Regions from separate parts of the Homo sapiens genome. Here region 2 is linked to region 1. A link is a contact called in ENCODE Hi-C or POLR2A ChIA-PET data. All regions are on one chromosome and are shown on one strand. The core of a region is the stretch at or near the end of the contact, and the rest is flanking DNA. Distances in the headings are between cores, read along the strand shown. Region 1 overlaps ADTRP (androgen dependent TFPI regulating protein). Region 2 overlaps GFOD1 (Gfo/Idh/MocA-like oxidoreductase domain containing 1).

Region 1 (6,742 bases), core at 3,013-5,512:
CCTTTTGCTCACTTCTGCTTGCCAGCAGAATTTCACAAAAGCCCTGGACTGTGAAGATGTTTGGAAAGATGCTTTGAAGACAAAACCTTTAACAGGGTTAGTGTTTATGCCTCTGTAATCTACAACCGGATGCGCTCTTACACCCAAGCCTTGATGGGATTCTGCTGCGACGGAAATTCTGAGCAAATTTGATGTGATTGTGCAGGTACTGAACCTCCACTTCCTGTCTGTAAGCAGTGGGCTGAAATCCTGGGCTGGAGCAGTCTCATAGGATCTGACAGGCTGTTGCCAGGCTGTAGGCCTTGGTCTGTAGTCCTCAGTAAGACTTCTGAATACAACTAACTTTAATTCTTTAAAAGCTTGACTGTTTTCTTTAGTCGGCATGGCATTCCATACCATTCCAGAAACAGAAGCCAGGAGGATACGTGAAGGAGAGAGCAATGGCATAGTGTGTGAAGCTGATTAGCTGTTAACTAGCAGAACTGAGAGAAGGCAGCCGGCCAAATGCCCCGGAGGGGCAAGGAAAAGCTTTTTCAGAGAGTTGGGAAGTGGCACTCCAGTGAGGTCGGAAGCCATGAAGGTTGACTTATTTATTCCACAGTAGCTACAAGAAGAGGGGTCTTTCTAGGGAGTGTGACCAGTTTAAGCAAAGGCTTGGGAGGAGGAATAATAACGTGCTGGAAGTGGGAAAGGGGACCTGGTTAAGGGGCTGAAAGTTATTCCTTGTGGATCACCTTCTCATCACACGCTCTTTGACCTCATTGTAGTTCAATGGAGGGAAAGAGAGTCAAAAGCAGGAGGGAAGTTTGTTTCTAAGCGGACAGGGGCTCAGCAAACCCAGTCTTCCCCGCAGTCTTACCTGGAGCCATTGCCTGGGGAAGAGGGTGTTCAGGCCACAGTATCCCAAGGCTGGGGGCACCTTTGCTCAGAAGCCCCCTGTGGTGCTGCTCCTCAAGAGCCTCCTGGGAGGAAGGGCCAGGGAGCCAGGCGGTTCTCCCTTCCCCTTCTGGAATCCTGGCCAGTTTCCATGTACATAACCCAGCTTAATCCATAGAAACAGGAGCTGCAAGGCATGTTCTTTCTCTTTTTTTCCTCTCCAAGACACGGAAACCTTTATTTTCTCCCTACATCACAAACCGGTACTGTTAAATAATATTGGATAATTGCACCTGTCGTACTCCCCATATTGTGCTGGGGAAAAATAATTGCTGGTTTTCTGCTTTGCCGTTTAGCTGTGACTCCGTCATTTGACTCGGAGCATGTCATTTTCTCCCATTTTAGACCGTGTACAGTCAAACCCTGTGAAAGGACTCACAGATAGCGGCCCTGCGTGTATGAGTGGGCGCGGGCCTCATTCAGCAACGATTTCTAATTTATACAGCATTGAATATCCACAGCTATAAATAAACAGTTCTGACTGGCTTTGCTGCCTACTCAAATGCTTTATTAAAAAAAAAAAAGTCACCAGCAACTGCATGAGAAAGGAAAACAAGAATGTCTGGATGTGGATTCTGGCTTCTGAATCCTGGGCTTGGGAGTGGAGACGCCCCACCTTGGGAGCGGCTCAGTGCTCAGCCCCTCCAGTTTTTGGAAGGCCTGGCCTCCTCGCTCCTCGCTCAGCCCCTCACGCTCCCCACGTGTGGGTGCAATGTGTTTGGGGATTACAGTATATGAAACTGGCTTCCTGTTATGACAAGTATTGCAAGTGAGTAGGTGTGGAGGAGCTGAAAATAGCTTAAGAAATGTAGGACCCTTCTGGGGAGAGAATGGGGTTAAGGCATTGTTTAGGCAACAAGACGAATCTTCTACCCAAATTCAAAATTGGTTTCAAATGTGAGACAGCAACACTGGAACAGAAGCATGAGTATAGGCCAGTCCCTGGGGTAGTGGTGGCAGCGTCCTTCCTCCTCCTGTAACGGGGACAGTTTCCACCAATTTGGGATCTCTTGACCACCTTCTTTTGTCCAGCTCTGCAAGATGTGGACACATTTCTGTTTTGTTTTTTAAATAAAGTTTTTGGATGACCCGGTACTGCTTTGCTCTGTAAGAAAGAGGAAGGAAAGTGGGCTCAGGAGTCAACTATCCATGTGACCTTGGACTTGTCATTTCCCTGCTCTGAACGCAGAGGTGTGCTGGAGCCAGTTTGCACAACAGGCTCTCGAGGACTAAGTGGTTGTCCACATCTCTTCCCAACTGTACATTCAGCAACGTGCTGCCAGCTTGAAAAAGGCCATGGGGAGAGTGTTTACACCATGGAAATGAGCACACATTATCAATCAGAGCCTGACATCTTTTCCCCAGAGAGCTGGTTGTTAAACCTTTCCCAGCACACCACCCTCAGAAACTCAGTTTGCTCATTTGTAAAATGAGAACGTAACTCATCTCCTACTTACGAAGTTTCCGTGGGCTAGAATAAGTGGGAGTGGTGATGAATTACTTGACACTACACAAATATTGCTGGTATCATCATGTGGTTGCTATAGTTGTCATTTTCTATTAAGGGCCTAACATAGTGCTATGCAATCTGCAAATACCATATACCTTTTAGCAAATGTTTAATCAGTGTGTTATTGTTTTGTTGTGTATCTTTTCTTAAGCTACTGCAGCACCGAGCATGCCCTTGTGTGCTTAGGCATGTGCTCAATGGGAAATTGTTCCGAGACATTTCTAGTGTTGGAAGAGATATTGCACAATGGCCAGGCATGCTGCAATCAAGGTTTAATTTGGTCCTAGGGCCAGTAAAGCCACAAATAGAAATTTGCAGGCTCATCCCCACCAAGAGCTTACTGTGACTGAGAGTTACGCAGCCCGAGTCACCTCTGGGGTGTGGAACATTTGGGTGATCCCCCGAGGGCTTCACGTTTGGGGAATTTCCACTGTGGCAACTGTTTCTGAGCTCCTGCTGAGACCAGGTGCTTGGAGCAGTGAAGAGGCAGCAGTAGATGTGGGGAAAGAGGTGGTATTCCCAGCTCCAACTGGAAAAGACTTGAGGCCCATATTAACAGAACAGTAGAAAAAGAAGTGGGAATTAAGCAGGTTTCTTGGTGCCTGCCCTGGTCTTCCCTTAGGCTGCCTTCCCACCTGAGATATTCTGTCCTCTTCTGTAACCCTTCAAGACCACTCTTGCTCATTTTTACCAGATTTCTCCTACATAATGTTAGGTTGGGAAGTCCAAGTCCAATTTCCTTCAGTGTCCACACCCCAACCCATATGAGCCTAGTGACATACTAGTAGACTCAAATATGTCTACCCACCAATAGCCATTTGCCATTTGTGTTCTTTAAAAAATGTGCCCACAAATAAAGGCCAGGAAAATAACACTAGGAAAATCACAGCAGGGATCATGAATCCTTGTTAAGCATCTGGAAATCAGCTTTGTTAAACCACACACTAATTCAGAAAAGTGCTTTGTAGCAAAGCAATCTCAACAGCCCTTATAATTCTATCACTTCCCATCCAGATTCTTCTGCAAGCAAAATTTATTACTATACCATTTATTTGATGAATTAATCAATGTTCAAATGGAAGAGGTTTTGACAATGTCACTATGTTTGATGTTTATACCTGCCCTGAATGCTTGCTCAGAAGAGAAACAGATTTCCCAGTATTTTTTATAACTTACTTTCCCATTGTCTTCAATTAATTTGCTATTATCCCAAGTAGACAGACAACTTCAGTAGTAGCCATCTCCCTACATTTTTAGATCACTGAAAAAAATGGATGAGCAACCCATGAAAATAACTAGCTTACTGAAATGCTTGTCTTTTAAAGAAAGTTGGGATTATTTAAAAAAAAAAAAATGGCCCAGGACCAGTAGCTAGGAGATCTGGGAGAGAGAAGTCATTGCCTTGGTTCTGACACTAAGTAACCCTTTTGCCTTTTGCAGGTAACTTCTCATCTAGGTCCTCAGCATCCTTCTCTGTAAACTGAAGAGTTTAAATGACTCTAAGTTCCTCTCTCTCTCTCTAGATGTTCTCTAACACCAAGTTTATGTGAGTTTCTTTGGCCAGATTTTAACCAGAGACCATCCTCCACGAAGGTCAAAGATAATTAATTCTGAGATAGCAGGAGTTGTTTTTGGCATGTGCAGTCAACCTTTCAAAAAACCAAGAGTTCTCAAGTTAAGCTACCTTCACGAACCTCTTATTAAATTTAAGTATCACTCTCTGTCCCTCCTACTTTGCTATGTTCCTCCACCACCTCCCTCCACCAGAAAAAAAAAAAAAAGATGAGAAAAATCTCTTGTGTTTTCTTCTTTCTTGGTTCTTGGAAAATGGTGTGCAATTACTTCCTCTTCTTCCGTGGCTGCCTCATGTCACCTGTACAAACAAGAACAGAGACAGACCTCAGGCTTCAGGCTTTCCCTAATGGGTATTTTTGTTGTGGGTAGAGATTCACTCTGACTTGGGGCAGTGGAAAGTTGAACACACTTTTCCCAAGGTGACAAGATGCAGTTTAAGGAGTTATGAAAAAACAGCTGCCACGATGACAGGGGCAGAGAACAACTCTGCCGTCCTCCCTCAGTGCTGGGTTCACAGTTAGCCAGGCACCCACGATGCTGTTTGCCTTCAGGTACTCTGCATAGCTAAGAGGAAGCATATTGCTGTGACTCTGAGTGAGTGTCTGCAGGCTACACACAATCCATCAGCAAACTTTGAGACTTTGCAGATGGAGATGAAGAGACCACATCAAATTAGAGAGGAAATAGAAGGGTGGATGTTCAACTAATTGGGGTCATTCTGTGACCTCTTAGCAAATGAATTCATCAGCCTGGTGGAAAAGTACTGGCATATGGATTAGGTTTGAGTAAGCTCATTAGAGGGGCATTATTCTACTGAAATTATAGCATTAGATTTGTAGAATGACTTCTATTCAGCCAACAAGTTGGTACTCCATATTTAATGATCATAAATCTTTGTGTAAGCTCTGCAATTTGTGAAATTTCATTAGCTCATTATCCTTTGTGCTTGTTGCCAAATACTGTCAATGCTACTTTAAAAACTTCTCCTCCATTCCAGAACTTACAGCCCTGGTAGTTCTGGCTTGGTATTCCTGCAGCAAATCCATGCTCCTAATTCCATGATTCACCCTTCAAACCCTGCCACCTTCATCAATTCTATCCTTAACAGTAAACACTAGATATCTTATACTCATTCCATTCTGCTGGAACTCCACTTCTTAGAGGCTATCATGACTGGTGACTTGAAGTCCTGTTTGTGGCCCCTTAATTACACTGATTTCCTAGGATGGCCACCTCTTGATCATGCAGTCCTCATGGCTATCCTTGTATTCATCTCATGCAAAATTTTCAAGATCAAAACTCTGTCTTCTTCGTCTGCTCCTCATCAATCTAGACTACCCCAGTCACTTCAGCCGAGGCTTATTGTTTATCAAGCTTTATGGATTTCACGTTGTTTTCATTGGTGTGTCTACTTCTTTCTCTTCTGTTTTTCCCTTTTTTTTTTTTTTTTTTTTTTGAGACAAGGTCTTTGCCCAGGCTGGAATACGGTGGCACAATCTCAGCTCACTGCGGCCTTGAGCTCCTGGGCTGAAGTCCTCCAACCTCAGTCTCCTGACTAGTTGGCACTAGAGGTGCACACCACCATGCCCAGCTTTTTTTTTTTTTTTTTTTTTTTTTTTTTTTTTGCTTTTTTATTAGATACAGGGTCTCACTATGTTGCTCAGGATGATCTTGAACTCCTGGCCTCACCACAAGGGATCCTCCCATCTCAGCCTCCCAAAGTGCTAGGATTACAGGCAAGAGCCACCACCCTTGGCCTTATTTTCCATTTTTGATGTGAATTCTCTCCTCCCTAGTTAGGGCTTCTCTACATTAGGTCTATAAGTACAAGCACAGTACCTCCTTTTTCTGTAGAGTATACTCTGGGCCTTTAATGAATTCTTTTTCAATTAAATAACCAGCTCACATACAAGAGGGACAATATAAACTTGGTCAATATAAACTTCTCAAATTTCTACCCCGCAGTCACTCTGAGGATTCCTAAAACTTTCTTTTATCCATGTTGTTTACCAATCCCCAAGCCCTCAAGCCTAACTGTAATAATAACCTCAGTCCTTCCACCCCAGGTGTTGAGGACTGAAGACTCCCTTCTCCATTTAAGAAATGCAACAGAACACGAAGGTTTGGAGAAAAGCCACCCAGGAGCAGACATGGTGGTATGAAGCTCTGCTGGGGGAGGACAGCAGGTGGTTCCCTCCATTGGATTAGAGTCCTCTGTCCAAAACCAAGTAGCTAGGAGGAACACTCAGAAATGCCCACATACCCATCCACATGCTAGAGAAGGCACTGTTCCCAAATGGGTCTCTGTGGTGCTCCCAAAGTCATTTTATTCTGTAGGGACTCATGTGGCGTGAACGTTGCAAAAATCATGTTTCTTTTTGCTTCTAGCAGCTGGGAATGGCAAGCGGGTCTTAGTCTTGAATTCTCACAGAGCTAAGCAGTTTGTAGGCTTCTTTAAGTCTTCAAAATTTATCTCTGACCATGCTTTTTTTCTTTTTCTTTTTCTTTTTTTTTTTTTGAGACAGGGTCTTCCTCTGTCACCCAGGCTGGAAGGCAGTGGTGTGATCTTGGCTCACTGCAACCTCTGCCTCCCAGATTCAAGTGTTTCTCCCACCTCTCAGCCTCCCGAGTAGCTGGGACTACAGGTGTGCGCCACCACACGTAGCTTTTTTTTTTTTTTTTTGTATTTTTAGTAGAGATGGGGTTTCACCATGTAGGCCA
Region 2 (6,742 bases), core at 1,734-4,233, 1.6 Mb after region 1:
CTCTGTTCTTTATAAATTACCCAGCCTCAGGTATTCAGTTACAGTAACACAAAACAGACTAAGAAATGTATCTTTGGCAATCTGGTGAAGCTAATGACCAATTTTGGGAATAATGGCCCCCCTCCCTGCCCAATAAGGTTTTTTTAAAAGAAATTATTTTTATTACTATTATTTTTGAGACAGGGTCTTGCTTTTTCACCTAGGCTGGAGTGCAGTGGCACGATCATAGTTTGCTGTAACCTCAAACTCCTGGGCTTGAGCAATCCTCCCACCTCCACCTTCTGAGTAGCTGGGACTATAGGCACACACCACCATGTTTGGCTAATTTTTAAATGTTTTTTATAGAGATGGGATCTGGCTATGTTGTCCAGGCTGATCTCAATCTCTTGGCCTCAAGGGATCCTCCTGTCTTGGTCTCCAATAAAGTTTTTAAGTGTGCAAAACAGTATGCATATAATTACAAAATAATAAATTATATTGATGTATCGTTCTCCAAATTTAAAAAAATTATCAATAAAACAATGTATAAGCCTTTCATTGAAGTATTAAATAACAAAAGCTGGTTGTGGTCTACTGGTTTCCATAATCTCAGAGAAGTAATGACTATAAATGCCACTTCAAGATATCGCAAAACCAATAATGAGATCTGAAAATAGATGTGAAGCCTAGGCAAGATGGTAAGACCTCGTCTCTACAAAACATTTTTAAAAACATTAGCTAGGCATGGGTCCACATTGGTAGTCCCAGCTACTTAAGAGGCTGAAGCAGCAGAGTTGCTTGAGAGCAGGAGTTTGAGGCTGCAGTGAGCTGTGTTTGCACCACTGCACTCCTACAGAGCAAGACCCTCATCTCAAAAAAAAAAAAAAGATGAAAATAGATGTGATTTCTATTGGTGATAAAGACACAGATATTGCTTACACAATTGTGATTTGTTGTCATAATCAAAGAAAATACTGAATTTCACTTAGAGTTAGTGAAAATAAAGATGCATTTTTTTCCCCACCTAAGTTCAGAGACACCCCTGCCCCCAGATTCATACTCCAGGCTGGGAGCCACTGGCATAACTGACGGATGAAAAGAAGAGAAGAATGGACACAGAGAGATTGGAGGTGGAGAATGAGAGCAGGCTTGTAAGGAATGAGATCCAGCATTAGAAGGGAGAGATGTATCTTTCCCTGTGACTTGGTTTCCCCATTCAAGGAAGAGGAAGTAGGTGGGTACAGCATATATTAGGTCATCAGGAAAGCAGGTAAGGAAGCTTTCCTCAGATGGCCTCAGAGTGAATGAATGGATGAATGAAAGCAAGAGGTTGTTTTAAGCAAGTAAGGGAGAAACCCGGATGTTACAGGAAACCTAAGGAGAGAAGTTCCGGAACTGATCTGAGGACTGAGCCAGGGAGTCCAGGAGAGCAGAGGCCAGGGGCTAGATGGAGTGGGTGAGCATCCATTTCTGCTGGCCAGGCTGGTTCACCTGGGGACTTTCTTCAGAAATTCTGTGCTGCAGGAGGAGACAGCAGATTGAAGTGACAGCCTAGTGGGTGGATTCTTTGAAAGCTGAGGAGGAGTGAGAAGCCTTGTGCGTGCGTCAAAAATAAATAAATAAATAAATAAATAAAGGCTAAATGGTAGATTTCTGAGTGGAGAGTGTGTTTGAAGGGGCCCAGGGAGGGGACTAACACATGGTGAAATGGCAGATGCTGAATCCTTGAAGACTTCAGGTTCAGGGGATTTGCAAATCGCAAACGCAACAAGAAAGGACGAGGGGATCCAAGGTGCACTCGGGGTCTTAAGGATGTTGCTCATTTAACACAATTGTTGGCATTAAAGAATTTCCAGGAAATGTCAACAGTTGGGTAGCTTTGAACAGCCCTAAAAGTGACTCAGCCAGATGGTTCCTGTAAGAATTCCTCCCTCATTCCTCCTTGTCTGCCGTCCTCCTCCTCATACAAGCTGTTTCCAGAGTGCAGATTAAGGCTTGTCAGCCAAAGAGGAACCCTACTTCAGATATCTCAGGCAACATTTACTTATCTTCACAAGCTTCCTTATTTTAAGTGCAGAGCCCTCTGACCTTTCGCTGTTTGTTCCCCTTCATCTAATTTACCCTACGTGAACTACCGCTTTTCCTGCTCCCTTCTCCTTCCCTTGCTGGTCCATTAATGCCAGCTCCTTCCTCTCTTTTTTTCTCTCCATCCTTTCTTCTCTCCTGTTTCCTCAGGGAGATGTCGAGTTTTAGCACTTCACAGCCGGAGTGATACAGAGCTGCTCTTTCCAGGCTAGCTCTGTCTTTTGCTTCATGGCAGAAACTTGAGTGTCAAGTCCGGATCCCTTGGCCTAGAACTCTGAAGAGTCAGCCTCATTTGTTAGTTCCGAGACAGACAGCTTTGGGAAGCTGAGAAAGCGCAGATCCTGGTCTTGCTCCTCTCCCTGGAGTTTCACTAGCTCTCAGGCCTGCTTGGCCTTTGCTTCTGAGGAGTCTGGAGTGATTTGCCATTCCCACAGGCGCCTCAAATAGCCTATGTCTGACTTAAATCTGATCTAGACCCTTTCATCCTTCCTACAAGGGAGTTAATGACATAGGGAATTTCAACACTGAGCCTGAACCTGTGGGGTCTGTGCACATGACCTGCACATCAGGTGCAGCCCCTCAGGCCTTCCTAGGGTCCCTCCTTCCCAGGGCATTGATGGCCAATGATGAGCAGGTCAGAGACAAAGGGGCATACATACACATGTATTCCAGACTGTTGTTCTAGGATTGAGTCCCTTCAATGAGCGAGAAATGAATTAATCTATAATTGCCCAAGAAGGCTTCTAAAAGTGACTTAATCTTTCGCTTTCATTCATGGCTGAAGAGAAGCAGTTAAGGTGATTAGAATCTGTATAAAATCAGGAAAGAAAGGTGTTTCTATAATTAGAATGACATTTTAGAGGAAGTCCAACAACCAGCTTAGGTAGTTTATCTTACAGAGTTGTGGTTGGACCACAGCAATGCTACAAAAGCTGTCACAGCTCAAGTCATCGTTCAGGAATTTACCCAGCAGATGTAGACTCAGAGATAGGATTCAAAAGGGAGCCTCAACTTGAATGCACAAGGCAAAGGATTTTGAATAGCTTCCATTTGCATCAGTTTTTTGTAGCAGTCTTGGCTTAAGTAAATTGTAACACTGCGCTTCTGGCGGTGACTTGGCATAAACTCTGTGAAGTGATGTGCCTTCTTCATCTCTATCATCTAGACTTCTTGGACAACATTCCCTGCAGGGGCCATTACTACTGCCAAATGCATAAGGGCTGGGGTGGAGGAGTGAGGGCGCCAAGCCCAGGGGATATCTAGGCAGAGGGATCTTTCCTGCTTAAGCAAAAGTTAGGTAAATAAGGGTCAATAACATGGTAGCCTATGAATTAGAGTGAGGTGAAGTTATTTTTGTTTTCATTTCTATACAGAGTTGTGCATACATCATGTATCTGTAATTCATTCTTACAGTAATTGTAAGTCATTTCATTTTTTAGATCGAGTCACCCAGGCTTGTCACAACAGGTGCTAAAAATGCACAAGATAAAAGAAGCAAGAAGTGAAACCGGAAAATGGTTCTGTGAATCAGGGAGGTGGGGTGTATAGACAGACATCAGAGGACACCCAGGTTTCTCTTCATTTCACCAGTAAAGAGCAACCTGAATGACTTACCATGCAATTATATCTGTTCTTTTTAAGCAACAGTTCAGAGACTATGAAAGCAGCGCTGATCATATCATGTGGTTTACTAGGAGGCATATAATCGCAGGTTTACAAAGCAAGAAATGGGACTAAATTGAGACAAACCAACATCACAAAGAGAATCCAAAATCCATGAAAGAAGAACTAGCTCCTAGATTTAAAATTTATATAACTGGTTAGGAGATTCGAGTTTTCATTGAGGGTTGGTTCTCAAGTCACATTGCTGAAAGAAACTTAGGGGAATGGATGCCATCGTGATGACACTTCACATTTGGGTGGATGGTGCTTTTAGTTTTGACAAAGCACTCTCCTTTTTGGCCTTATTTAGAACTGCTGTTAGATTTACTGCAGAATCATGTGGTATGAGAATGTCATATGTTCAAGACAATAATCTATGTGGATACAGGGGGTTGCTACAATGTTATCATAATAGATGGACTGAATTCTGGATGTATTTATATCAGGACCTGCTCATGAAGGAGTGAATGAGATTTCAGATTTTGCAGTATTAATTCTTATTTTTAAGTGAAGGGGAAACCATAGACCAGAAGGAACATTCATGAGCATTCTCTAAGACTCAGCAAAAGATAGAAAGGAAAGGCCAGCCCCTCCATAAAACACTCTATGTCATGCAAATTTGAAATTAGGCTGAGCTCAATCTGCGATGGTTGCCCTTAAACACTGCTAAGAAGGAAGTAAGCAAAGACGCTCTTTTAAATGGTCAGTGCTGGGCACAGTGGCTCATGCCTGTAATCCCAGCACTTTGGGAGGCTGAGGCACGCAGATCGCTTGAGTCCAGGAGTTCGAGACCAGCCTGGGCAACATGATGAAACCCCATCTCTACAAAATACAGAAAAAAAAAAATTAGCTGGGCGTGGTGGCATGTGCCTGTAATCCCAGCAACCCAAGAGCCTAAAGTGGTAGGATCGCTTGAGCCACAGGAGGTAGAGGGTGCAGTGAGCTGTGATCATGCCACTGCTCTCCAGCCTGGGTGACAGAGTAAGATCCTGTATCAAAAAAAAAAAAAAATTGTTTTTCAGTGCTTGGTGTGAAGTATTAGGTTACAGTGTTAAAATACTAGAGAATTCTAGAGAATTCTAAAATTTGCTCCCCCAATCTAAGAGCTATGTTCTCATCCTCTTGTTGTCTACACTAGCTTTGGTTGTCCACACTAGCTTTGGACACACAAACACATACCCAGAGGCCATAGGTAGGTTACTTGCCTTTCATTTTCACATTTCCAAAATGAGGGTTTGAACCAGATGGCTTTGAAGTGCCTCCAGTTCCCACACGCGTTGGTTTTCAATCAAAATTGTAGGTCTGTTGATTTCCATTGTTCAGCTTCATGGATGCTGACTCATGAACAGCCTCCCCCAGCACACACACAAACACCACAGGCACCCACACCCCTCTACCTTGGATGCACCCATTCATGCTTCAGATCCCACAAACTGATCAGGCGCCTATATTGAGAGCAGCAGGGTGTAAAAAACAGGCAAAGAGCTGGAATTGTATTTTCTTTTAAATCTTTATTTATCCTTTTCATTCCTTTATCCCACCAATGCAAATTGCGGAGAACAGCTGGAAGCCACGTCAGAGCGGCACAGGCCAGCTGGCTGAGTGATGCTGACCGCTGGCTCCGAGCATCGAGCATCGCAGAGATCACAACGGGCATCAGCTCTGGAGCTCCTAGCGGCAGGCACAGGGCTGCTGGAGGCCCGCAGGGAGGGCCGCCTCCCAGCTTCCACAGTAGTTTGGCCTTAAAAACACTAAGAACAGTTGCATTCATTGTCTTTTTTTTTCTTCTTTTTTTCCTTTAATAATAAAAAAGAAAACCAAAACCTCCTATAATTTATAAGCTATGTTTGACTATCTACATTATATAGAAAATATAGACTCTGTTTACTTTATAACACACATCTTTTTCCCTTGATAAATAACTCTTTAAAATATCTAGTATACATGCCTTGACTTCTTATATATATAAGTTTGGTTTTATACATATACATACATATATACTCATGTTTGTAAAACACAATAAATATATACTCGACAATGACAGCCAAACAAATGCCATTTTGGTTAAAAAACACAACAACAACAATAAAAAGCAGATGAAGTACTATAAAAGCACCAGGCAGCAGACAGAAAGTCACATTTGCTAGAAACTTCTCCCTCCCCTGGGCAAGGCACAGGGCAGAATACTAAATACGTCCAGGTGCCTGAAAGAGAAGGAAGGCAGCAAAGGAATGGGTCAGATCACAAGCTTTTGTTTTGTTTCTTAGCCTGGGATTAGACCAAGAATCACAAGTAAGTCATTGCGTTTATAAGGAAAAACCAAGGGGCTCATTCAACAGCTTAGCCCTTGTGGTGGCTGCAGGGGACAGTAGAGACCTGGAAGGGGAAGGAGAGAGACAGTGACCTGGTGACAACTCCATGACTATTGTCTAGCCCCTGCCTACATCTGCCCAGGCAAGCTTTTGATTGCCACACTAAGCATCAAGCCATTGCATATAATATGTTCTTTTCATGACTCTATTCACTGCTGGTGTAAACAGAAAGGAGTATTCAGTAGTGCAACACTTTGGGAGGCTGAATGAGAGCCACAGTTTCGGTGGCCCCCTCAAGGGCTCCAGCAAATGGGGACTGTGACGTGGGGGAGAAAAAGGCCAGTGGGCCATTGCCTTCCACTCCTGAGACAGTACCGGCTTCACCTCCAGATGCCACTGGGAACACTGAGCCCATCACCTTTTAAAGAAGCGCAGGAGGTCTTGACTCTTCCTATGAGAAGTCCCAGAAGCCCCAGTCAGTCTGGGTGGGGGGTCCCCTGAAACTCAGAGCACGCTCCAGCTGCTGGCTCCTGTGCCTGGCGGGGAGAAGGTGGAGAGGCGGGCATGCCTGCCGCTGAGAAAGACATAATAACGCTCCAGCTGCACACCCCTTTTCTTCCACGGCCCTCCTCTTTCTCCCCAAAAGGAAACTAAAATGTGGGGTTCTGATCATTGATTTTTAAACAAGCTCCCCAATGTCATGG

Evidence for each region. Hi-C counts contacts between places; a loop is a spot of excess contacts on that map. ChIA-PET counts read pairs that join two places held with the same protein, here RNA polymerase II (POLR2A). Pooled maps may share reads with other maps.
Region 2: a loop to region 1 is called in a pooled map, with 6 times the contacts of the local background. The contact joins two enhancer-like sites. A Hi-C loop is called at or near these places in 5 of 50 pooled maps. POLR2A ChIA-PET finds 5 or more read pairs at or near these places in 2 of 52 experiments (T-cell and activated CD4-positive, alpha-beta T cell).

The regions. Positions count from the first base shown.
Region 1 is chr6:11,710,194-11,716,935 of GRCh38, forward strand. It overlaps ADTRP (androgen dependent TFPI regulating protein), which reads right to left. Exons shown (of 6, transcript NM_032744.4): 6 at 3,330-4,319. The coding sequence ends at 4,285. It overlaps LOC340184 (a long non-coding RNA gene), which reads left to right. Exons shown (of 3, transcript XR_001743973.2): 3 at 1-206. Among named protein-coding and RNA genes, the nearest start is that of ADTRP, 65 kb to the right of the region's middle. RefSeq lists enhancers at 1,447-1,496, 4,183-4,332. Within about 2 kb of position 4,263, at least 4 of the 41 ENCODE cell types and tissues checked have a DNase peak (open chromatin) inside an H3K27ac peak, as active enhancers do.
Region 2 is chr6:13,352,613-13,359,354 of GRCh38, forward strand. It overlaps GFOD1 (Gfo/Idh/MocA-like oxidoreductase domain containing 1), which reads right to left. Exons shown (of 2, transcript NM_018988.4): 2 at 5,218-6,742. It overlaps LOC105374936 (a long non-coding RNA gene), which reads left to right. Exons shown (of 3, transcript XR_926496.3): 3 at 1,009-1,128. Among named protein-coding and RNA genes, the nearest start is that of TBC1D7-LOC100130357, 27 kb to the left of the region's middle. RefSeq lists a silencer at 3,004-3,093. Within about 2 kb of position 2,984, at least 12 of the 41 ENCODE cell types and tissues checked have a DNase peak (open chromatin) inside an H3K27ac peak, as active enhancers do.